2 separate regions of the Homo sapiens genome follow, and region 1 is linked to region 2. Evidence: chromatin contacts called from ENCODE Hi-C data. All regions are on one chromosome and are shown on one strand. The core of a region is the stretch at or near the end of the contact, and the rest is flanking DNA. Distances in the headings are between cores, read along the strand shown.

The links. A loop is a pair of places that touch in the nucleus more often than their neighbours do. Pooled maps may share reads with other maps.
Region 1: a map of endothelial cell of umbilical vein shows a loop between it and region 2 (15-fold over the local background). The contact joins two enhancer-like sites. A Hi-C loop is called at or near these places in 2 of 168 maps with a recorded cell type or tissue (cardiac septum and endothelial cell of umbilical vein) and 5 of 50 pooled maps.

Annotation. Positions count from the first base shown.
Region 1 is chr4:11,901,586-11,907,144 of GRCh38, forward strand. No RefSeq gene overlaps it. Among named protein-coding and RNA genes, the nearest start is that of MIR12113, 120 kb to the left of the region's middle. Within about 2 kb of position 2,591, at least 4 of the 41 ENCODE cell types and tissues checked have a DNase peak (open chromatin) inside an H3K27ac peak, as active enhancers do.
Region 2 is chr4:11,621,990-11,627,535 of GRCh38, forward strand. The region is part of intron 2 of LOC107986178 (a long non-coding RNA gene); the gene reads left to right. Among named protein-coding and RNA genes, the nearest start is that of LINC02360, 140 kb to the right of the region's middle. Within about 2 kb of position 2,587, at least 8 of the 41 ENCODE cell types and tissues checked have a DNase peak (open chromatin) inside an H3K27ac peak, as active enhancers do.

The DNA of each region.
Region 1 (5,559 bases), core at 1,341-3,840, 280 kb after region 2:
TGAGATATCCCAGCTCAAACTGTTTGGCAGAAACAAGGGGGACAAATTTCTTCTACTCCTGCCTTCTGTTCTCTTCAGGCTCTCAACAAATTGTATGATGCCCACCCGTAATGGGGAGACCCATCTACTTTACTGAATCCACTGATTGAAGTACTAATATCATCCAGAGACACCCTCACAGACATAGCCAGAAATAGTGACTAACTAGATACCTGCGTGACCCTTAATTCGGTCAAGATGACACATAAATTAACTATCAAAAATCCCCTACCCTAAATTTAGGTGCTCTTTTTTTCTTTATACAAACTCTCCCCTTAGGTGTCTCTCACGATGGCCCATGTTTTTAAATACACTAACAAACTGACAACCCAAATTGGTGTCTGCAAGACAAAGATCTTGAGTTTCAAATGTGTATACTCAACTGTCTATTTAACTTCTGTTTTACATTCAAACAATATGTCCAAATGGAAGTTAATTCTTCCTGTCCCATCAAAAAAGAAAAAGAATAGCTATAAAAAAACAACAAAATCTTTAATATTCAGAGTTTTTCTTACCAGTAAGTGAAATTCTGTTTAATCAAGTGTTTAATGAGAAAATCTATAATTTATCCCTTTGTCCATCCTCCCATATCTAATATAACACCAGTCCTGTTTCTAGAAGCTACTGTGTATCATCTCCTTCTCTGATACCACTATCCTAATATAGGCTGACATTATCTCTCTCCCAGACCACCTTAGTAGCATCTTAACTGACTTCCTTGTTTCTACTCTTACTCTATCTTGTCCATTTTCTAGATAATAATAGTCAAAGTAACATTTTAAAAAGAATTAAATAACCACGTTGCTTCAAATCTTTCATTACTTCCCCATTATCACTGGAAAAAAATCGAAGTAACTTTTCATCATCTACAGAGCTTTGCATGGTCTGGCCTCTACCTACACCTCTCTGAATGTGTCCCCCACGCAATGCCTTTATTGACTGACTTCAGTCGTGTCTGCCTCCTTTGTTTCTTCTCTTCCTTTTCTAGGTCTTTGCACTTGCTTCTCCCTCTGGAGTTCTCCAGAATCCTTCCATAGTTGGCTTATCTTCAGTTTTCAACATGTAATACAATTCACAGTTATCTGTCCTTTATGCATTTCATTTTTCATGTCCTATTTGTACCACTAGAATCCTAGTAGATTGAGAATAGAGTTCTTGAGTGTTCTGTTTACAGGTACATCCCCAGAATCAAGTATATTGCCTGTCAAACAAGGAGTCCTAATAAATATTTGTGCTTGAATGAATGAATTTCAGTTTAGTCTCTGCTAATAAGAATAATGACAGTCCCTTCCTTAAGATGCTGTGTAAGTTAATTAGATGATACGATATGTTAAACTGTTGTTGGGTTTATATTTTTTTTTATTTCATCCCTCAGTTTTTGACATGGTTTTGGTGACAATGTATAAACTCAACATAATTTGGATAATTTTTTAAATTCAAAATAAATTGTGCTTTGTTTCTAAAATTACACCATATATCTGAACATGAAATTCAAAGTCCAAGTCTCTGTAGAATTCCTATCATATTTAAACAACTTCACATATTAGCCATATTTCTAAATGGCATCATTTTTGTTGGTTTTAATTTCAAAACCAGAAGCTTGCAATAAGCAGAGAAGGAACTCAATTAAGCATAGCCTCTAGTGCAAATATTTAATTCCTTTCTCATCACTCTGCCATTAATAAGGCAATCACCCGGAAATAGGGGATTGATGATCAGCACATGGAATAATAATTGTGAAATGATGAAGAAAAGATACTGAAAGAATATTAGAGTTTATGAATTTGCATTCATATCCACTGGTTATAGCTCATTTAAAAAAATTCTTCTTTCTTCTCAGATCAACAATTCTTAGAAAGAGACTAGATAAGCAGTACATTGGTCTTTTATATGTAAAAATAAATAATGGCTCATAAAATTAAGGGCCATGAATAAATAAATAAATACAACTGAAAAACACTAGGTAATTTAGTACATGACATTAATTACTCTTTCTAATTATTCATAGAATTCAAAGTTTAATTTAGTGATAGTAATCCTTAGCATCCACATAGTATTTTTTGAGCTTTCTTTTTCTCCAGTACACTAATTATATCAAGGGGATAATCTCAATTATCCCATGAGGTAGACAGACAGATAGTACTTAAACAGAAAGATTGTGAGTCCTACCTAAAGAGAGGAGAATACACTTAACCACAGTGGGTTGCTCTGTATTATTATTTTTATTTAATGCTCCTCACAAAACTTCTAGGTAAGTCAAATTTGAACCCACTGTATACATGTGAGACTCAGAGATTTTAAATTAAGCATTTAGAGTTGCACAGTTATGAGACAAGGCTGAAATAAATTTCCGTGTAATGTGCAATCTGAATCGCAGACCACATTGTAGTTTAGGTGTTTTCTATGAATTTTCTCATAAAATCTTCCACAGGTCCCTGCATCTTGTAAACGTCTACGCTGCAACAAAAGGTTTAGTATGAGTTAAAATAATAAAAGCATCACTATTTCACAGATAAGGAAGAGGAAGGCACAGGGAGGCTGGGCTGCCTGCCTGACATCACCCAGCTGGCAACACAGAGAAGCAGTCATCAGATTGAGATCCCTTTGGCTCTAACCCCAATGTTCCTGGCACTAGCTTGAGTTGAAGGGGTCATAGTAAGAACAAAGATTTTAGATAAGAGAGCTTGAGTTTGATTTCCTCCCTATGACTTGCCAGTTGTGTGATTTCATGCCAGTTCCCTAATCTCTCTGAGCTGGTTTCCTTACTTGTGAAAATGCACAAAATAAACAGCCTTTCTCTTAAGGGTCACTGCGAGGTTGAAATGGAACAATGTGTATAAAGCCCTGGTGCCTGTCTCATCACTACGTCCAGTATATGTGAGTAAGTATTACACTCATGACACAAAGCCTCTACTTCTTGGTTGATCTCTCCAAGGTGATGGAGTAACAGCACGACCTCAGTAAACCACTGTCTGGTTTCAAGTCTAGTGCTTCTTCACCAACCATGAAATAGCCTTATTTATTATTTATTATTATTATTTATTAGTTGGTATCATTTGGTTCTAGTTTTCTGCTCCGGCAGAAAACTGCTCTTGTGTGACAGGGAACACTGCAAAAAGAAATAGAAGTAGTTTCCAAAAAGTCTTTACTGAGAGGACCAGATTAGTCTTAAAGCCCCTGGAAATACCCCGAGAGACAGACATAAGCAAAGCTGAGGAACTAAGCGCACCTGAGAAGAGGGAAGCAGGCCTAGAATCAGAACAATCAAATGTGGCAGGCCCTGCAGCACTTTGTCACTACATGAGAAAGAGGAGTGGTTTTGGCAATTTTTTCCTAACAGCTTGGCGTTATTTTGAACTTTTGCTTCAGCTGGTCTGTGGGAAGGGAGGATGAAGGGAAGTATCTCTGTGCCTGCTTGTCCTTCTCATTGTCTTCAGAGTCTCCTCTCTTTGAGGTGAAGCTTTTAGGCGCCAACATAAAAATAAAGCTGATAGAGCTGGCAGCACCTCTCAGACTGAGCAACAAAGAGAACACGCCAGCATTCTGCAGGGGAAGGAAGAGTGAGGAAATGAGCTCAGGACTGGGCTGTTGTCCGGCTCTTCCCTTCCCATCTAAACCTCTGCCACCATCCTGGGCCAAATCACTTGGACCCGGCACTTGGGCTGCAGCCCCAGCCTCCCACCTGGCCTCCTAGCTGCATCTTGCAGCCTATATATTGCGGTTACTTATCTTTACAAAGCACAGACCAGATGAGAACACCACTTTAATCCTCCTTGATTAAAACTTTTCTATGGAACTTCGTGAATTACAGGAAAAAGACCTACGAATTATCAACAGGAACCATGATGACTGACCAATGCTTCTCACTTCATCTACTCATTCTATGTGCTCTACAGTGCTGTCATTTGTGAACCCCAGCTTTCTCCTGGCACAGGGCCTTCAAATAAGTCATTTTCATTTTCTCAAAGGCTCACTGCCCTTGCTATTGTTGTTGCCTCCTCTTCATGCTCCCCTTCTCAAAGAGTAGTATGTCACTGCTTTAGGAAACCCTTTTACTGGACAGCTCCACTGGGCCAGGAGAGGCCCTGTAATGTGCTTCACAGATACTGTGCCTTCCCAGAAGAGCACTCAGCATCGCCAGTCAGAGTCTAAGCAAAAAAGGAACAAACAAACAAACAAACAGCCCAAGTGCCTTCAGATTTCAAAGGAGAAAATATAATGAAAGAATATCATTGGCCGCACAGATGATGGAGGAGCTGAGAAACCAACGGTAGAAAATGAGACAAGTCAGACATTGTCACCAAGGAGCTGCTAGGAACCCACAGCATGGGGAAGATGCAACCACTGCCTGAGATAGACAAAGAAGTAAATGAGTAAATGCCCTGTTTCTCCATTCTCCTGGCCTTTGCACTCAAGCTATTGCCTTCCACCAGCGAAACTCAGCCAGGAGCTTGCCGGGGCAGGCACACTCTAACATACTACAGACCAGATTCACAGCCTCTTCTTTATCATCTGTCATCCCACCTTCTTCTCAGTGAAGAGGGAAATGGGAATTTATCAATTTTTGTATAGGGAAAATTACTAATTATTGCCAATTTTCCTCACTTGCGATATTGCACAAGTATTCCAGAAAGAGTGAAGGGCAAGGATTGGATCTGAGGAGGCACAGTCCTAGGATCAAGGGTAGTTATAATACATGCTTATTTTAGTATTTGTTTTCTTTAAGATCAGTGTCTTCACCTCACAGAATACCTCTTTGTGTTCACCACGCTGTTCCCATTTTCACAAAGTGATTATTAAATGAACAATTTTAAATGCTTCTGTCCATTCATTCATTAGGCTGTACATATCGAGCAACTTCTATGTGCTGGACCCAGTAAACAAAGCAGATCATGTCCCTGCCTCATAGGCTTCATAGGTTAGAAGGGGGTGAAAGACACAGACAAAGAAATACATGAAATAAACTAGTAGGTCAGATGGTAAAAAGTGACAAAGAGAAAAATAAGAAAGAAAAGGGGCAAAGGGCATACTAGGTACAGAGTGTGTGTTAGAGTCCCTGGATGGAAAGGGAATTCCAGGGTAAAGTAGGTCTCTTGGAAGGGTTGGCAAAGTGGCTGGAACAGAGCAAAGGATGGGGACATCAGATCTAAGTTCAGAGAAGTGGTATAGGGGAGGAGGTGGAGGGAGATTGCTGTGGGCCTTGAAGCCTCTGTAAAGAGAATACAAGGCTTTGGATGCATTAATAATGCAATTACTGAATAAATGCTAGGTTTGTGCATGTCCCCACAGTGGTCCAAAAAGTTTTAGGAAAGTTCAACCTACCTCAGGTCACCTCATCCACTAACTCTTGGTTTTGTTGATGCTTCCCCAGGGTATGTGTTGAGTCCCAAGGACATTTAAGAATATCTGCTGAGACAGCTAATGAGAAATAGTGTCCCCTGACAATCCGGAGACAGAAGAATGATAGAAGAGATGAAAAGGGAGAAGAAACTAACAACTTGTGTTATGTGCAAGGCAGTT
Region 2 (5,546 bases), core at 1,337-3,836:
GCCCTTTGGAGCCCTCCATGACCAGCTTCACATAAAGGGTATCTGTGTACATCAAGAAGCTGAGGATTGATTCACCAGCTCTGCTGAGGCTGGCCATTGGTTCTCTAGCCCAGGCTGCCTGTTACCTGGCCTGAGCCAGGTGAGGAGCTCAGATGTTTTATTTCTGCGCTGGCAGGACACTGAAGGCTCCTTCCAGGGTCTCTCCCGGTTAGCCATCTGGGAGAGCTGGAGGCCCAGTTTCTGGGGCAGGCGTACCCTATTTCCAAAAATATTGTGGCAGTCATTGCAGTTGGAAGCATAGCAGGGTCTTCAGGCTCTTCTGCAGACCCACGCCCCAGGTGGATGGATGTTCTTACCTGCATTGCTTTACTCATCTTATTGAAACTTCACATCATCCCTATTAATTAGATACGAGTATTTCTAATTCACAGACGAAAGAAATTGTGACATGCTCAAGGCCATGAAGTGATAGGGACAGAAGTCAGTACCTCGTGTATTGTTCCTGGCCTTCCTCATTCCTCCAGCTCCATCATGCATACACATACACATGCACACATGTGCACATACTGCTTGCAAACTTTGTTCTAGCCATACTGACAAATTTTCAAGTCCTTAAACGCACCATGTCCTGCCTCATTTCTGGGTCTTCCTGTTCTCTGACTTCCTGTCTGGAAAAACTGGACTTCTCCTTAAAGGTTACTCTTGTTGACATCTTTCTGACCCCCAGAATCTCTCTATGTTCTCACAGAAACTTGCATTTCCACCAGTATAGCATGGTCAGTTAAGACTCTTTTTTTTTTCTTTTTTTGTGGCAAAAGACAAAACACCCAATGATAACTACTTTAGGAGGCAGGTCCTAGGGTTCTCCTGGCTTCAGGTATTGCTGGATCTGGCTCAAATGATAATGTAAGCTTTCCTTTTTTTTCTGAGGCAGAGTCTCGCTCTGTTGCCAGGCTGGAGTGCAGTGGTGCGATCTCGGTTCACTGCAACCTCCACCTCCTGGGTTCAAGAGATTCTCATGCCTCAGCCTCCCGAGTAGCTGGGATTATAGACACTTGTCACCACACCCAGCTAATTTTTGAATTTTTAGTAGAGATGGAGTTTCACCATGTTGGCCAAGATGGTCTCAATCTCTTGACCTCGTGACCCGCTCGCCTTGGCCTCCCAAAGTGCTGGGATTAACATGCGTGAGCCACTGTGCCCAGCCATAATGTAAGCTTTCTTTATCTTTCTGCTTCCCTTTGTGTATTGAGATCCATTATTGTCCGGGCTCCTGATTGAACAAGGAAAGAGAGAAACTGGAAGTCCTAGGTGTTTCTTGTCTCCCTAGCTCATCATCACAAAGGAATTTCAATTGATTCAGGAGAAAACAATATACACCTATGTAAACCTAACATATTCTGGTTCCTGCTGTACATCTGAAATGCTGGAGATAGGAGGGAGATCATACACATTCAAAATTCATGGAATGGTAGGGTTGCAAGAAAATATCCCTGGACAATAATATACACCCACAATAAACTTTTATCTTACCTTTTTGTAGTTTTTTTGTATTTTGTAATTCTATGCTAGTTGTGTTAGGGAAAGGATGGTTTCAGTCTTGCCTACCCCTATACTCCAAATGCTTAGCATGCTGCCTGACACACACTGGAAAAAATAAATATCGTAAAGTATATTATTAAACGAATTCTGACAACGTACCAAGTGGCCTTTTAAAACATTATACAACCTGTGTTTGCTGAAGTAATATAAACTAGGTTGCCAAGTCTATCTTGATCCAGTTGCCAAACCAACTCCAAATCTCCTGCTTGCTGAGAGTTACCTGAAGAGTAACATTAGACCTACTGTTTGGAACTTGCTTCCTAATGCTATTTGCAAGTAGCTCCCCCTGCCTGCCCAAGTGGACTTTCACAGAGAGTGTGTTTCTGAAAGCTGCAGCCACTACCATCTTTGACGCAGTGTGTCTGTCCTGTGGGAATTAGGACAGAAAGACTGGGGAAAAAGAAAATGAGACAAAATAAAACAACAAAAAGAAAAAAGAAACAACTAATATTCTATGTTCTTTATAATTTACAAAGCACTTTTCTACAACCAGTCTCATTTAATACTTGCCATGAATATTATAATTTCATTACCATTCTACAGATGAGAAAACTGAGGCTAGCCTGACATATTACCAACACAGGCTACACCTTGGCAGGATATTCTGCCTCTTTTTACAATCAGCCCGTGAAATTTCTATAGCAGAAAGATTTGGAAGAAACGTTAATGATTATATCACATACTTCATAAGCACCATCTGCAGAGGTAAATACTATTTATTCAAAATAATAAAATTGAGGGACACAGAGAAGATAATCTCTTGGCTAAAGGATAGACCACACCTCACCTTTGACTTTAAATTATAATTGGCCAAGCTGACCTCCTTGAGCTTCTGTGTCCTAAGATCTTTATCCTCTGAGTCCAGACCCCTAGGCAGCCTCCCACTTCCTATTCACTACAAGTCAGTGTATTGCATAGCCTTCTCCTTTCAGGGATGTGTCCTGGTGACACGCAGGCTACATCAGATGGAGAGGAAGATTGACTAACTCATGTTCCTGTTCTCTCGAGGTGACTTTGCCAGGGGCTCATGAAAGTGAAGCATGCTTCTTAGGTGTGTCAGGAGGCCTGTGCCTGTGCCAACAAACCTCAGCTTGCACCATAGGTGTCCTTCTATCTCTGATAACTGTAGGCATTTGGTCAGCTGAAGGCTCTCTCTGGCACAGTACTGAGAAGAACCCTGGAACTCCCTCACAGTGAGTGATAGAAATGCTTTTCTTAGAATCACACAGCTTCTGGGTACAGAGTAAAGACCAGGCAATGCCTCCACTAGAGTGCCTCCTGATTATAGAAACTCGAGAATGTTTACAATACATTTTCAAGGCTTGCATCTATTCAGTGATAGAGCTGGTATTTGAACACAGTTCTTTCCAACACCAAAATCTCTGCTCTTGCCCATATATAAAACATATCGGTCTGAGAACGTGGGGACATGGAAGGCACATATAGAATCCAGGGTGTTTCACTTGTTAAATGTTCCTTACACCAACTGAAACACTCGAGCTTGTTGCTCGTAGCAAGTGAAGCCCTATCTGTTTGGTGGGGTGGGAGTCAGGGGGAAGCAGTAATTTGTGCTGCTATTGTTCCTTCAAACAACATTAGGCTATTTGTAGATATTATTCCCCATGGTCAGAACAATGTCAGCTATTTTTTCTGTGAAGGTCCAAGTTGACCCCGTAGGCAGTAATTTCCTGCCTCTCAAACCCAGTGGGCCTGGGCCATTCAGGCAAGCCCCAGGTGGCCCCGGCATAGAAGGACAGATGCCGACCTTCTTGGACTCATGTCCTTCCAAGCAGGAATTGTGAAAGTGCAGGCGCCAAGAATTAAGGAAAAGGAGGAAAAAGCCTTTCTTCCGAGCTTAGTGTGTTTCCCATAATGCATGGGTCATTCAGTCCATGGGAATGTGCTGCCAAATGACCGCTGTGCACTGAACCTCATCGGAGAGTGGAACTGGGCTTGGTGGAGGGTGGTAACAGAAAAGGTTTGAAAAAATGAGATCAGCCCCTGGCTTAGTTTCAGGAGGGGTGGGGTACTTTATGGAAAGCATATTGGTCCTGAAGACAGAAAGACACAGAGTTGTGTGTGTCTGCCTTTGCTGTGACAATTTTCTCTGAGTTTCAAATTCCAGATGAAAATCATATGAAGACACAGCATCATGTCAGGCAATAGAGACAAAAGCATCAACCTTTCGGGATCATTTGATGGATTAAACAGGAAAACCAAGTAGGTGATCCTTGTTTCCTCGACCAGTGAATAGAAAAGTGTGGGCACATGGGGAAGGCAAGATCAACCACCCTGAAATCAGAGAGAATAACTTAAGATGAGTTTAACTTGAATTCAGCTATGTGGCATAAACTCCTGATCCTACAGGAAGATAGGGGAGAGGGGTGGGGTTCAACAGAGCTAAAGAAACCAAGAAAGGCTTCTAGGCAATGGAAGAACTTAAGGAAGAAGAAAAGGAATCCAATGATTATATTTTTAGCAATTCGTGTAAAGTAAATTTCTACAGTGTGTACACCTAAGTGAAATAATCCTCATAATACCTGTGCAGTGAGTTTCCTTGTAGTTGAAATTGTTGCCACATGTTCCAAGATATTTTAGGTTTCTTAAAGTGTGAGTCACTGATAGTTCATCAAAATCACCTGGATGCTGGTTAACGGAAGCTCTTGAATCCCCCTTCCTCCCGTCCTACTGAATCAGAATCTCTTAAGATAAAACCAGGAACTACATCTTCATAAGCTCCCTGGGTAATTCCTATAAACAACATAGTTACAGAACCATTGTGTGAGTTATTACCTGCACATTGGGAATTACCTGAGAAACTTGAAACGTTCTCATTCTTCTGTCCTACCCTCAGAGATAATGATTTACTTAATTAAATCACCAGCTAGGAATTGGGATTTATAAGAGCTCTACAGGACATTCCAATATCCAGCCCAGTCTGGGACTCACCGGCCTAAGGGTCCATTTATATTTATGACACACATGATTTTCATCCAGGTAGCACTGGCAGGTGAAATACAAGACATTCGGTTAAATTTGAATTTCAGATAAATAATGCATGCTCTTTCTGTTGTTGTTTAACTATATGTATGTTGCAGTTATTGCATGGAATATATTCATACTTTTAAAATATTATTCAGTTAATCTGGGAACTCTAAGCCCACGTATCTTTAACTCTAAATCACATCGCCTTTTCACTATTTCCTGGTGTATCAATTTCTTAGTTTTGAAGGATAGGTGAAATTTGAACAGGGCAAACTCATTACCAAAACATTGCTCACAGACACCTCCCAATAAAAGCAAATTAATATAGATATACAAATGCAAGTGAAAACATTATTTAAAGTGAAGTACTTTCATGAGCCAATTTTTATCTCGTGTATTAGTTTTCTCTTTGCTGCTATCATAAATTACCACAAACTTAGTGGCTTAAGGCAACATGCATTTATGATCTTACAGGTATGGGTCAGTTATGGATCAAGATCAGGTTTCATTGACCTAAACTTAAGCTATCTGGAGGGCCCAGGGAAGAATTTGTTGACTTGACTTTTTCGGCTTCTAGACTCCACCAGCATTCATTGGCTCATGGCCCCTTTCTGTGTCCTCAAAGCTGGCGATGTTGCATCTCTCCCACTGTTGTTCTACAGTCAGCCTCCCTCTGGCCATAGCTGGGAAAGGTTGTTCTCTTTTAAGGGTTAGATTTGGCCTACCTGGATAATCCAGGATCATCTTCTCATCTGGAGATCCTAACATTCACATCTTCAAAGCCCCTGTGTATCAGTCTGTTATCACGCTGCTATAAGGACATACCCAAGACTGGGTAATTTATAAAGGAAAGAGGTTTAATGGACTCACAGTTCCACGTGGCTGGGGAGGCCTCACAATCATGGCAGAAGGCAAAGGAGGAGCAAAGGCATGTCTTACATGATGGCAGGCAAGAAAGC